Linked DNA regions of Mus musculus: regions 1 and 2 are each linked to region 3. The links are chromatin loops, found by intact Hi-C in ENCODE. Cell type or tissue: left cerebral cortex. All regions are shown on one strand. Each heading gives the region's core, and the rest is flanking DNA. Links, peaks and the distances in the headings are about the cores only.

The links. A loop is a pair of places that touch in the nucleus more often than their neighbours do. Peaks named below come from ENCODE experiments on the same cell type or tissue, not always from the same donor. Only the 100,000 strongest peaks of a DNase experiment are listed, where the experiment ranks them.
Region 1: a loop joins it to region 3, with 2.5 times the contacts of the local background. A loop is called at or near these places in 2 of 42 quality-filtered maps.
Region 2: it touches region 3 in a loop (3-fold over the local background); 6 of 42 quality-filtered maps call a loop at or near these places.

What each region holds. Positions count from the first base shown.
Region 1 is chr14:48,653,373-48,657,929 of GRCm38, reverse strand. Otx2 (orthodenticle homeobox 2) reads left to right here. Exons shown (of 5, transcript NM_001286482.1): 5 at 1-253. Among named protein-coding and RNA genes, the nearest start is that of Otx2, 12 kb to the left of the region's middle. In left cerebral cortex, for the core only: no CTCF peak of the experiment used is centred there; a DNase peak (open chromatin) is centred at 1,690.
Region 2 is chr14:49,063,321-49,067,877 of GRCm38, reverse strand. It overlaps Exoc5 (exocyst complex component 5), which reads left to right and starts at 1,211. Exons shown (of 18, transcript NM_207214.3): 1 at 1,211-1,752. The coding sequence starts at 1,726. Ap5m1 (adaptor-related protein complex 5, mu 1 subunit) reads right to left here and starts at 1,329. Exons shown (of 8, transcript NM_144535.5): 1 at 1,014-1,329. The coding sequence starts at 1,087. In left cerebral cortex, for the core only: no CTCF peak of the experiment used is centred there; DNase peaks (open chromatin) are centred at 1,403, 2,021 and 2,338; H3K4me3 peaks cover 2,544 bases; H3K27ac peaks cover 1,852 bases.
Region 3 is chr14:48,443,479-48,448,728 of GRCm38, reverse strand. Tmem260 (transmembrane protein 260) reads right to left here and starts at 2,377. Exons shown (of 16, transcript NM_172600.4): 1 at 2,126-2,377. The coding sequence starts at 2,273. In left cerebral cortex, for the core only: a CTCF peak has its summit at 2,674; DNase peaks (open chromatin) are centred at 2,397 and 2,589; H3K4me3 peaks cover 1,713 bases; H3K27ac peaks cover 1,229 bases.

The DNA.
Region 1 (4,557 bases), core at 1-4,000, 210 kb before region 3:
GCTGCCCTGCTGTCTCTGGACAAGGATCGAGAAGAAGCAAAAGGACCCTAATTCACCCGTAATTTAATGTTGGTAAGCCTGGCAGTTTAAAAAAAAAAAAAAAAAGACATTGGTCAATTGCTCTGACCCTGATGACTTTTAAGCTGAGATCATTGTCATTATGCTTGCAGATGTTAACTGGAAGTTATATATGCATAAACCCTTCCTGGATTTGGCAGATATGTATAATTATATTAAAATGGTTCTAGCACAACCTTGGGTCTAGTTTAATTTTCTACCATTGCTTATGAAGGAAAAGCCCCGTGCTCAGCTACGCAGTTATTCCCACCATGTTTATTGTACGGCAGAGAAGAAATCAGTTATTCCATGCCTTCCGTTTTTGTTTGTTTGTTTGTTTGTTTTAACGTTTTCTCTTGCTGATCTGTGAATGAACCAGATGTGAATGGCAGTGGTTTATAAACTTCTGTGACTTCCCTCAGGATTGCTTCACAGTGGAAGTTGCTCCTCCTGGCCAGCCTAATCTTTCCCTCCTTTGCTACAAACTTGAATTGAATTGCTAGGCACTTTGTCAGTATGGGTTTTTGATGGATCAGTGTTTTGGTTTGTGTGTGTGTGTGTGTGTGTGTGTGTGTGTGTGTGTGTGTGTGTGTGTGTGTATGTTTGATTTTGGTTTTGGTTTTTGAGGGGCGTGAGGATGGGGGTAGACTGGAATATTTCAGAAAATAAGATTGTCAAGTATTTCTTGTTTCAGTTCTCTAAGGGCATTTGTTTTCCTTTTTTTTTTACTTAAAAAAAAAAAAAGGCAGAGGTAAAGGAGGGAGTGACCAGGCTCTGGATGGACTCCAAGCAGAGTGATTTCTGAACAAGAGTTTCAGAAAACTTTAAAAACCTATAATTTCAGTAGTCAAACATAAGGCACCCACCACCCACCGTCAGTGCCTTGTGGGGTGTGTGTGTGTGTGTGTGTGTGCTGGGGTGGGGGGAGGAGGGAGAGTCCCTTTTTGGCTGTAGGAGTTTACTAGAATGGTCCGTGGTGCTCCTCCAGTAAGAATTACTTAATTTCACCTTAAACGTCTTGTGTTCTTAAATTTGACCAAAATTCAACGGCTCTTTGATTGTAACCCTGTAAATGAAGGTTAGCAGTTGAAACCATTTGTTTTCTGGTCATTTCATTTTCCATCCCTGGCTGTGCTTTTTGAATGCCATCTAATCTTGGCCTAATGAGTAAAATTGTTTTACTGCTAAATAAAACTCTACAACTACCAAGTTGGATGGCTAGATCATCCTGGACTTGGAGATAGATTCATCTGTACTCTTCCCTGAAGTGACATTGGGGCCCCAGGGGTATTCCTAGAGCAAGGGTTTTTGTTTTTTTTTGTTGTTGTTGTTGTTGTTGTTGTCTTTGGTTTGGTTTGGTTTGGTTCAATAGTAAAAGTACCTCCCGAATAACTAATTTCTTACATTGCCTTTGATTTTCAGGAAACTTTAGCAAGGAAAGGGAGAGTATCTTAAAAGCAAGAATATCTGGCAAACTTAGGACTATTCAGCAAATGACTTGGTTTCTTTTGGGTCTGTAAACGAAGTTAGAGGAAGTCACTAAAACCATTTTTCCCCGTCATTTTTTGCACCACAACTTCGTTTAACTGAGACCACACAGTTAATCGCTTTGAATGGACGCGCAGAATAGAAAGGATTTCCCACGATCAAAGGCAAAGGGGAGCGGGTGGGAAGCTAGCTTTGGCTTAAAGACAGCCAGATTTCTGATGGCCACTCCTAGTCAAGACTTGGTTTAATCAAGTTAGTAAGTCCCATTCTGCTTGATACTTCGTACTGAGATGACTCGGCTCCAAATGAGTCTGGGAGCTGCGTAACCAGAAGCAAGGTAGCAACAGAATCGCGGGGGCGGGGGAGGGGGAGGGAGAGATGGGGCACAGGGACTGGCTTTCTGATGCCTCGCTCTTTGGATTTCACCTCTGGAGTGTTCTGGTCATAGACAAAGAAGAGAAATTAAACCAAGCCAATAAAATTACGACTTTCAGGACTTCCACGTTTAGAAAATGGTCACTCTCCTCTGCTCCTTGTTCCTTCTGATCTCACCTCTTCTGTGTCTGAACGCCCCCCCCCACTCGGAAATCCGGAAAGAACAGCTGCCGAAGCCGGGCGTGACTTAGAGAAACAACCTGGTACCCATTGTTGGTTGAGGCGGCCCCAGGGAGGCTGCAGAGACCCTCTTCTGGGCTACCTTTCCTAAATATGTAGTTTCTTAAGAAAATCATCCTAGCCGTGCCTGCAAATCCGGAGGGGTTGGGTGAAGGCTGCAGACGCCAGCTCCTGGTCCACACATCTCTGCCGGGCGGAGATAAAGTCCCTGGCCTAGTCTCGAGGCCCCTTAAGCCCAGACTTGGAAAGCGCGAGGAGTCATTGTCACGCCCGCAGCCACCAAGCTCGACCGGAAAAGGCTGGAGTGTGTGTGTCCTTGGGACATTTCAGACCCAGTGGAGTTCAGGTGTTAAATCAATTTCTGGGTTTGGAAAGCGAGTTGGGAAATAAACGTCCTGCTTCGCACCGACCAGAGGCAGGAGAGCGGCGTCAGTCTAGTCAAATTGAGAAAGCCGACTTGGAGGAGACCGGGGACGACTGACTGGCTTTGCTGGATTTGGGAGGTTGGGGTTGGGGGGGTGTGCGCTGCAGGAGGTTGGGGAGGGGACAGCTGCTCCCGGAAGCCTGGAGGAAGCGGGTCACACAGCCTGCTGGTTCCTGGGGCGCCTCGGGCTGGGGCGCCCAGCTGGGTTTGCCCTTGGGGACTTTCAAGGACAGCCAGGTGCTTACATAGTGAATACACCGAGCTCCGCCCTTTGCTAGGAACTGGGTACTGACCCTGAAGCTTGAGAAAATTCATTGAGAAAACTCAGCCTCGTCCATCCCCTTACTCACACGCCTCTGTATAACGTTTCCCTAAGAGCTGGTTTTGGGTTGGGGTTCGAAGCGGCAGCCCAGAGGGTCAGAAGCAAGTTCTGGGATGGAGGCGCGGCTCCTTTCGGAGTCTTAGGTATCGCCAGGTTGCCAAAACGTCCGGTTCTAGCTACCTGCAGTGAAAAGGAGGCCTCACACAAGTGCAGGTCTCCTTTTAATCAGAAGCCACCAGCCAGGCTAAAGCCACAATACAAGTTCGAACCCGACGTCGCACGTCCGGTGAGAAACTCCCTATTGTTATAGACAAAGCTGTAACCCAAAACCACATCTGTCAATGTTAAGTGGTGCCTATAGCCTTCAGAGTTGTGTTTTAATCATGCAAAAGACATACACAAAGAAGCCAGGCAGGTAACCGCCGCATCCCATACAAATAGAAACAGAAAACAGGATGGGAAAGTGCTTAACGATTGGTCCTTGACTTGGGCCTAGATTTTATTTTATTTTTTTATTTTTATATTTGAAACCATCAGGAAGGATAGCTACCCTTCCTTTGTACGTTCTTATCGCAGCATCTGCATACTTAAATCTGCGTCCAGAGCTCTAAGCACCTCTGCTTTTCTTTCCTAATCCTCGCCCACCCTGCCAGCGCAGGTTCCTCTGATAAACCTCATTCTCCCAGAAACTCCATTGCCGCAGCCCTTGGGTTGGTGGGGCATAAAAGACCGAAGACCGTCTACTCCTCCAATGGGGAAAGCAAGACCCCTAACGAAAGCTACCCGGATATTTTGGAGGGCTTGGTTGTGCAACTGCACAGATTATAGGATTTGTCTCAAACACACTTCATATTACACGTGAAACTGTACTACACCCATGTATTGAGACACATTGTGTGGAACTGCTTGGAGCGTCTTTCCAACTACTTATAATAGCCATGTGACTTGAACTGGCGTTTGTAAAAATTGTTTTATTACTCCATTCAAAGAGAGATGTAGATGTGTATATTATTTGGAAAGGTTTTTTTCTATGGAAGCATTTGGAAGGCAACGGAAGCAAGAAACTTGTGTACCCGGGAAGTGGCTGGAGGGGAGGAAGTAGGTAATGCATTTGAAAGGCCCTCTACCAGCCACAGACCTGCAACCAAAGGAGGTCCCTCCCAAATGCTAAAGAGAATCGGTCAGACTTCCCCTCCCGCCAGCAGCGCGTTTAAAAACCAACGCTGTTGATTGCAAACAAACAATAAACAGATTCAAATAAAGGAGCCCTACCAGGTCCAATCCATTTAGTCAAAGACGACTGTGGGTGCCCGGGCAGCCAGACCCTCTTCAGGGAAGGGTAACTTCAAAATCTGTTTTTCTCCTAGAGGGAAAGTCAAACAGCATGAGGTCCAGGACTTTTAGTCCTTAACCTCCTCCCCCAGCACCTCCACTTCTTAGCTTGAAACAGTATTTTGAAGAAAACAAATAAACACGCTGAATTAAAAAAAAAAAAAAGAATCCCATAGCAAACATAACCATAAGGTCTGACTGAATTGACCTATGTTGGCTCCAAGAGGAAAAGAATGTTCCTGAATCAGATGGAATCCCCTGTCACCCTGTCCCTAGTGTCAGCTTTAACTTGTCCATTTGCAAGGACAGGAAAGGGTCT
Region 2 (4,557 bases), core at 1-4,000, 620 kb before region 3:
TCTAGTATTTGGAAACCAGAAGCAGGAGGGTATCTATGAGTTTGTGGCTAGCTTGGTCTACACAGTGAATTCTGGGTAAGCCAGTGGTACACAGTGAGGCTCTGTCTCAAAACCACAGCAACAAAAACCTAATAACTGAGTTCCTCAGTTACACCATTCAAATGCTTTCTGGTTTACATTCGAAGAGATTTAAAATTGGTCACCTTTCTACCATACATTGCTGCTTTCCAAGAACACACATCTACTCATTAACACAGAGGCTTCTTAGAAATAATGCCAAGAGACAGGTAACAACTTCAAGAACTGACAGATGGGATCTCCTGAAATCAAAACAGTTCTGCAAAGCAAATAAAACTACAAGCAAAGTGGCGAGACAGCCTATAGACTGGGGGGAACTTAGCCAGCTATACTTTATATCGGGGTTAATATCTAATATAAAGAACTGCAGAGTCCTCTCCATAGAATTATCTTGGTAAGATATGGCAAATTCTAAAGGTGGGACCAAACCACTTATGCCACCTGGATAAAAAGGTGACTGTAATTTAATTTTTCACACTTCTATTTTGCTCACCCACTAGAAGCTGCAAACTATAACGTTCTTTAAGCAATCATTTTTGTACCAAACTTAAACAGATGGAATTAATTTTAAAGATACATTAGTATAGCCGGGTGTCGTGGCCCACACCTGTAATCCCAGCACTCTGGAGGTATCTGTAAATTCAAGGCCAGCCTGGTCTACGTATCAAGTTCTAGGACAGCCAGGTATACATGAATCCTGTCTCAAATATATAAATAAATAAAGATACAATAGCAGTAATACTAGAAAACATGTAGCATCATGTAACAAGCAACTCATTCCTTACAACAAAGTGAGATAAACGTAGAAAGCCTAAATTGCCCAAGGGCACCCTGCTAGCTGCTCCTGGGACAGCTGAGACTCAGCGCACCACAAAAACTCCTGCTTAGATTCATCCTTGGACCCATCATGCCTGAGGATCCAGACTTGCAATTACCTGGAGAATCTGACGGTGCCTCCAAGTGGAGTTCCTGGTTCGTGACGTATGAGCCACACTGCCCGCAGGGCCATGGTTAAGCCTCCCAAGTATCAGAGCGATGTAGAAACTAAGGTCGCCATCCAGCCAAAGTAGACCCCGCCTTCTAGATGGGCTGTACCAGGCAACGTCCGGGTTCTCCCTGAGCCGCAAGAGCTCACTGGAGATGCTCGCTCTTCCGGGTGAGGTGACTCAAGTCTCCCGGTCCCTTCAAGAGATTAAAACACTCCTCAGAAGGTCTTAAGAACCTACACCCGGAATCTCAAGGGACTGGAATACTCTTCTCGCCCACTTCCGGGACGGCGGCCCGCGAGGCTCAAGACGCGTCACCCTGTCGCAAACGAGCGCCTCCGCGGCCCGCTCGCCGCTCGCTCCTTTCGCCCGCCCCGCGAAGTCGGCCGGGCGCGCGCAGCCCCACTTCCGGCGTGCGAGGCGGTGACAATGGGAGCGGCGCGGGCGGCGCCGGGAGGCAGCTGACAGGCGTCTGCGGCTCCGCTTCATGGCTGCTCTCCCTCTCTGCCTTCGCTGTGTGAGGACCGGGGCAGCCAGCAGCGGTGCGCAGCCCGGGCCGGAGGCGGTAGGCCGAGCTGGGACTGGTGAGCGGCGCCGCTGAGGCGCAGCATGTGAAGCGGAGACGGCCTCGAGCGCGGGGCGAGCCTCTCAGCCGGCCGGCATGGCCACGACGGCCGAGCTCTTCGAGGTGGGTCCCGGGGCTCGGCGGGCGGCGGCGGCGGCGGCGGGGGAGGGGCGGGTGGCGGCGGGACGCTGGGCCGGCTCGGGTGGCAGGGCGGCCAGACGTCCCGGAGACCGGACGGGCAGTGGGCAGGGCTGACTCCGGAGCCCAGGGCCGGCGAGCCGGGTCTTGCTGTGCGGATCCTCGCGACGGTGCTACAGGGGGCATCTGAATGGAGACTCTGGGGGGCTCCTCGGTGCCGAGGTTCCGACAAGCTCAGAAGCGGCCCTGGGGTGCCTGCCGTCTTACCTTACAGTCGAAAAGGCTGGGAGGATTCTTTTAAGGACAATAAAGGCCTACTTAGCCTCAGCACGGAAGGGAAGCGACACATCTTACTGCATTTAATTGCTGTGGAACCCTCCGACTGCTAGTTAAAGGATCCTTGGGCTGTGAGAAGCTGTGGGAGCGTTCAGGTGCATTTTCTTGAGTGTTTCAATATTTAAACTTGACAGTTGGATTTTGTGGCGTGTCAGTGTCAGAAGCGGTGAGGTTTGAGATAATGGAATGGGGTTACAAGACAATGAAACAGTATCTTCTTGTGTGGAAAAAAATAGAAGTAGTCATATGAAGAAAAATGAGGAATACACCTTCTCCCCCGCTGGGGCGTGATTACTCCATAGCAGCAGAAGTGTAAGTTGTAGAGAACACTGCAGTTCACAGTTAAGAATGTCACCATAGGTGAAAATTGTATCCATTGAGCATCAGCGTGTTCTGTGGCGTGAATTTTAAATGCCATTGTTTCCATTAAAAAAAAAATCTAACTTTTCAGTTACTTTTTTTTGTTACTGAACGTTGACTTGCAGTCATTCCTAGCATAGATACTGCATTTGTTTAGAGAAATAGCATGCCTAAATTGTAAGTTGTAATGAAAGTGATTTGAGTAAAAGTTATAATTACACCTAGGAAAAATTTATTGCTGTTCCTCAGATGTAAATGTCTGGAGATATTATAACATTTGCTTCACCAGTCATAAAATTCTGCTCATTTACTGTGTATCCTTGGTCAAGATACTAGGTAATTCTGTAATTACTTGTTTCAATTTTTATATCTTACAGGCTTTGGGATCTTTAAATAATACTTTCATGACGAGCTACTTATTAACAGAAAAACAGTATATTATCCTACTGTTATAGTGAATTCTCTTTAACATCCACAATTTCCTCTTGGATGGAAAATTATATTTTCTTCTTTAGACGTATACCAAGATGTCTTCAGTAACTTATTCGAAAATGTGTTTTCTTTCTCAGGGATGAAGAAAGTGGGGGTGGGGGGAAGGGGTGAAGAAATTTGTATTTTGTTCTCTAAGTCTTGTCATTTAGTGGAGTTGTTAAAGTTGTTTAGCTTAGTGACAGCAGTTCTGTAGGAGAGAAACCCAATGATGATACAGTAATCGGAAGATTCGTAGAACACACAGGCATATTGATAGGTCTCATAACTGGAGTGATCCCAACTCTGTCATTTGTAGTTGTTGTTTCATCAAAATCAGAAACATAATAATAGTTACAATGAAGTAGTGCCAGTTATGCATAATTAAGTCTGTTTGTCCTTTCCTGTGAGTCTAACCCTGCACTAGGTTCTGCTTGTGAATAAACCTTCATTCTCCAAGTGAAAAGTTACCTTTTTTTTTTTCTAATAGAAAGGGAAGAAGGAAAAAGGCCCCCAGTGTCTGCTGCCATTTCCTGCAGCTACTGCTACAAATATGGGTTGCAGATTAAGTCAGGCTGTGTCTTTCTCTCCTACTTCCCATTCTAAGTCACAGCTGGAGAGCAAGGGAAACAGGGCAGGATGTAGTCAAGGATATTTTGTTTTTATGCATCCTGGTTTTCATGTACTTCTAAATAGAATTGGACTTCCATTTTCCACATCAGAGAAATTAAGTGGAAACAAAGTTGAGCTTTGAATTTATGAAATTTCATTGCTAACTCTGCTTTTTATAAAATCTTATTACTGGTTTGGTGACTCATCCTTTTTTAAACAGACAACTTCTGACAATAAAATCAAACTGTAAATCTTTACTCAGTTGACGGGATGATTTATTACTAGGTGACTCAGTTATTACAATAATGTATATCCTGGAAGTTGCCCAGAATACCTTCTTAATTTCATTCCTCGTTGACAGGTCTTTCTGAAGGAATCTGTCTGTGGTGTTTTTAAGTAATAAACTCAGGATGGCCTATCTGAACTGAGATTCCTCAGTGGTTTGGATAGTCAGCATATTAAAACATGGCTTGAGTGGTAAATTCTTCTGTTGCTGCCTATATTGCTCTTTTTCTATGTACCACCGAAGATACTTCCTTCTCCTTTGTTGACTGTCTCTCCTGTCATTCTTACTGATTCTTCACATTTCTCTTGGTAGGTTACATTTTATAGGAGAGTTCTTTGTTAAAAACTAGGGCCAGTTATTCATTCAGTAAATATTTTTGAGTACTTATCAACTTCAAGATAAACTGCTAAAATTAACAGTATTGAATGTCTCATCAGACATGCCACAGAAAAGTCTATTCATTGGTTAAAAGATCCTGAAGTAAAAAATTATAGTTGGGGTAGACAGATGAGTTAACTGATAACATGGTGCAGAGGAAGGTCAGACTCCTTCTCCTGGGGTAATTAGGGAAAGTCCCACATACTAATAGTATCCCAAGTTAGGTGTTAATAGATGAGAGTAGAAACTTCAAGCAGGAGGGTAACTCCAGCTTGTAAGGGGAAGGGTAGACCAGTTTGGTCTACAGAGTGAGTTCCAGGACAGCCAGGGCTATACAGAGAAACCCTGTC
Region 3 (5,250 bases), core at 754-4,753:
ACTATACTTAATACATATAAACCCATCTGTAAGTTAGTTCTTTCAAGGATCATGAGAATTGTTCATGAATATGAATGTCTACTAGTGCAAAAAATAATTTTGGCAGTGCCCCACAATGTGATATATATCTATAGAGGAAAACTTAACACTTATCAGAAAAAAATGCATATTTTATTTGGTTTTGAGATGTATTCTGTTTATTGACAGAATATATATTCATAAGTATTCAAGTACATCACAGAAACAATATGGTCGAAAGTAACCTTAAACAAAATGTCCACACTGGCACATAGTTGCAAAGAACTCACTGATGGTTCCTGAAAATGACCATGAAATATCAGAAGCAAGCGCTACTTAGCATACAGTAAACAAAGCAGAACATATCAGAAGTCTGGTAAATCAGATAACACACAACTTTATTCTTTTGGTAACACATGAAATACAGAATTTAAAAAGGCAACAACTTCAAATTTATTTTCACTATGTGTGATGGATGGATAATTTAACAATGCCACCAAACTCTTTCGCATACGCATTAAGAAGACTGTTCCAGCATCAATCTGTAAGTCCTTCTCAGAAGACCCTCACTCACTGTGACTTTGCATGTAGGTTAGCCTTTTCTCATCTACAAAGATATATTACCTACCTTCTAGGACAGCTGGGAGGGTAAAACTCCATAAAAGGCACTTGGAACAATGAGTGCTGTACAGTAAATGCAATGTTATTCTTCTTATCCTGTATTTGTGGCTCAAATAAATTGTTTGATACTTTTTAATGGGTACAGAGCTATGTAACCTCTAAACTCTCCTTTATCAAATCCCTTGCTACCCTAAAACTCCTTCATTTTTTAACATTAATCTTAGGAAATTGGTAACTCCATTCCCAGCTATGCTAATGAAACACCACCCCCACTAAGTGTTCAGTGGAACCGGGAAGAGATGACCTGAAAATGGAGATGGAGGCTTCTCTCCGTGGCAGGCAATCTTGAAGACAGTCCTGGTAATCCCCATCTCAGGGCTTTCTTGCCGTGTAATCCTCTCCCCTTTGAACTGGTCTAGATTTACCGACTCTCTCCAATAAAACAGGGCAGTGGCATATCACTTCCAGGATTAGGTCTCAAAAATGACAGAGGTGACAGAATGCTCTCTTGCTTTTGACAGGAATCAGCTATTTTATGAAGAGAGCCACATGGGATATAGGGCTAGACTTAAGTTTGGAAGTAGATACTCCCTAAACAGGGTCCTGAGAAGTTGCAACCCTGGCCCCCACCTTGTCTTGTGTTAGTGAATCCGGCTAAACTGCACCTAGAGATACTGATCCACAGACAGATGATAAATGCTCCCCCCTGCAGCCACCAAATCCGGGTGAACTTGTCAGGTAGTGAAATTATAAACAGCTCATGGGCTCTTCAGGAAACGGTTTGACTGTTCCATTACAGAACCATTCTGAAAACACGGCTGATTATTATGAGAAATTATTGATCACTTTATCTGGCTGTAAAAACCAAACCAAACCAGGGACTTGTTTCTAGACTCAGATATGTGAAAAGTATGCCCTAGCTTAATCTGTGTGAAACCTGTCTTTCATTTTCACAGGAAGAGGGGTGCTTTCAGTTGCATTCCCTTTTATGAGTTCCCCTCTAAATTTTCTGCATGGCTGGTTCCTTAATATTCAGGTTCTAACTAATACACCTCCAAGGTAGCCTTTCCTGACCTTCTGAGGAATCTACTCATTACCACTCCAACCACATTCTCCCTTAGTGCCTCCGTAACTCACCACTACTTAAAATGTAGTTTATTTAATAACCCGTTGTGTCGTCTCTAAACACAGTAGAACGCTCCATGCTATTTGTTAACTACTGTCAATCTTTTTTTGTCTGTGACACTGTAAGGGCACGACAGGTGATACAGGTAACAACGATCCGGGCAAAGTGGACAGTGGTTAAATTTCATCGGCTGAGCAGCTCGAGAACACAGAGACCAAGATCCAGAACCGGAAAGAGAACTGGTTCTGGAATTCAGAACCGTGCACGGAGCTCCAGCGAGGGGACGCGGGGCCGGGACACCGAGGCGGCGGCACCCGGAGGCAGGGGGGCGGGGAGGAGGGCGGCCTGCGAGTACTTTACCCGAGTCTCCCCCAGGCAGCGAGCGGGGCAGCGTGAGGGTGAACACGGCAGCCACGGAGGCGAACACGGCCACGCTGCCGCGGAGGGCCCCGGAGCGCCACGGCCCCGCTCCGGCTGCCGGGCTCCCGCCGTCGCCATGGAGACCCATGGGCCCGGACGCGCGCAGCTCGCGGACCGTGACCCCTCGCAGCGGTGCGGACCTTCCCTGGCCGAGAGGCGCGCACAGCCCGCGCCGGCTTCCGGTCTAGCAGGGCCGAGCGCACCATACCTTCGCCCGCCAGGTCGGGGAGGAGGAGATGGCGGGCGCACTCCGGCACGGCTTAGGAGTCTTCTGGGGGTCACTGCGCGTGGTACTGTGTCTGCGTCAGTGTGCTTTGAAGTAACGAATCACAAGGGAGCATAATTCCCAACGACATCAATCATGGGCCAGGCCTACTCGCACTATGCAGTCTCTCTCCCCCTTTCCGCACTGACTTGGTCCGTTCCAAAAGAGACGGAAGTGGCGTGGATAACGGTGAGCCAGAAAGCGCTGCTCTGCCCCCTGTGGCGTGGGGTGGAACTGCATAAGAGAGCCCCCTAGAAACCCAACAAGGAAGGGTTCCAACCATGTAGTAAGCCACAAATACATTAATTGCTATTATATTTTTCAGTGGACTCATTGATCGCGGCTATGTATTTATAGAGCCTTGCCTCATTAAAATTAATGTAAATCCATATGCTAATTATTAATTCACTAATTTTAAGATATTAAAATGTGCTAATTAGCCTTTTTTTAACATGAGAACTCAGTAGGTGAGTTGAAATACTTGAGTTAACAAAATTAACTCTTCATGATAAGAGTGTCTCCTACTTAAATGAAGAAGAATGATTTTTGTTTTTTTGTTTTTTTTGCTCTAAAAGTGGAAAATGAAATCAAGAGCCCACATAAATAATGCAAATGGAATGTAGAAAGAGATGGGAGCTACTAGACAATACACAGCACACTGCTGAGAATTGAATCTAGGGCCTCATGCAGGCTAGGCTAGTAAACATTTTAAGCTTGCAGTTTGCATTATTTTAGCAATTATTCAGTCTGGGAAGGGAGCGGGCAACCTCCTTAGAATCTGTGTCAGAATACACGGGAAATGGGCAACATTCACAAATGTGCTATTTGCAGTCTGACAGGAACACTGTGTCCAGGCTGTGAAGTTGATAGGCAGTAATTGTGCCCACCTATCTTAGTCTTTTCCTGGTGTTTATAAAATGCTTTATCATCTGAGCTCCTGGGACACAGGGGTTGGGCAGTGTACTTTCCTTATTGCATGAGAAAACACTATGACCAGTGAAACTTATAGAAGAAGCAGTTTATTTGGGAGAGATTTTCATGGCTGGGAGACATGGTAGCAAGTTCTCCATTGACGTCCATTGAGGAAAATGCTTTTCTTGGTAGCAAGAGATCATGAGAAATACACCTTTCAACTAGACAGCTTGTCCAGGATTATCTTGTATGTATGTGTGTTCATATGTGACAATGTGTGTGTGTGGTGGGGAGGGGAGTTGTCCAAGTCTGTACATGTAGAGACCAGAGGTCAATTTTGGATGTCTTCAACTATAGCTGCCCACCTTGGGTTTTTTTGTTGTTGTTGTTGTTAGTGGTGGTGGTGTTTTTGTTTTTTGTTTTTGACTTGGTTTTGTTTCATTTGGGTTCTTTGTTTTGTTTGTTTGTTTGTTTGTTTGTTTTTTGATAAATTGATTAGCTGGAGCCCATAGAATCCAACTGTCTCCCAGCCAGTTCTGGAGTTACAGGTGCCAACAGCATGACTTGATTTTCTACGAGTTCTGGAGATCCAAACACAGTACCTCACTTTTGCCTAGTGTACTGGCTAGTTTTGTGTCAACTTGACACAGCTGGAGTTATCACAGAAAAAGGAGCTTCAGTTGAGGAAATGCCTCCATGAGATCCAACTGTAAGGCATTTTCTCAATTAGTGATCAAGGGGGAAAGGCCCCTTGTGGGTGGGACCATCTCTGGGCTGGTAGTCTTGGATTCTACAAGAGAGCAGGCTGAGCAAGCCAGGGGAAGCAAGCCAGTAAGGAACATCCCTCCATGGCCTCTGCATCAGCTCCAGCTTTCTGACCTGCTTGAGTTCCAGTCCTGACTTCCTTGGTGATAAACAGCAGTATGGAAATGTAAGCTGAATAAACCCTTTCCTCCCCAACTTGCTTCTTGGTCATGATGTTTGTGCAGGAATAGAAACCCTGACTAAGACACCTAGCAAGCAGCTTGCCCACTGACTCCCCTTCCCAGACTCAGGGTCTAAGTCACTATTGCATTGCCAGGAAGACACACTGTGACCAAGGCAACTCTTACAAAAAAAGGCATTTATTTAGGAGCTTGCTAGTGGTTTCAAAGAGTTTGTCATTTATTATCGTGTTGGGGAGCATGGTTGCACGCAAGCAGGCACTGGAGAAGTGGCTGAGAGTTTTGCATTCTTATCCACAGGCAGGCAGAGAGAGTGAGCCGCTGGACCTGATATGGGCTTTTGAAACCTCACACAGAGCCCATTCCCAGTGGAACACCTCCCCCATCAAGGACACACCTCCCCCAGCAAGGACACACCTCCCCCAGCAAGGACACACCTCCTCCAGCAAGGACACACCTCCCCTAGCAAGGACACACCCCCTCCAGCAAGGACACACCTCCCCCAGAAAGGACACACCTCCTCCACCAAGGACACACCTCCTAATACTTCAAGCAATTCACCAATAGGGAATCAAGCATTCAAAAATTTGAATTATGTAGACCATTCTCATTCAAACCACCACATTCAAGGTTCTCCTACAATGAGTAAGTGGAGAATACACGCTGGGAGCTAACTACACCATGCCCTTCATAATTAGATTTGATGACCTGTGCAGTTTTGAACCTTGGATGGTTAAAAGTTCAGTTTCGGGCTGGTGTGATGGCTCAGTGGGTAAGAGCACCCGACTGCTCTTCCGAAGGTCTGAAGTTCAAATCCCAGCAACCACATGGTGGCTCACAACCATCTGTAACAAGATCTGACGCCCTCTTCTGGAGTGTCTGAAGACAGCTACAGTGTACTTACATATGATAAATAAATAAATCTTTAAAAAAAAAAAAAGTTC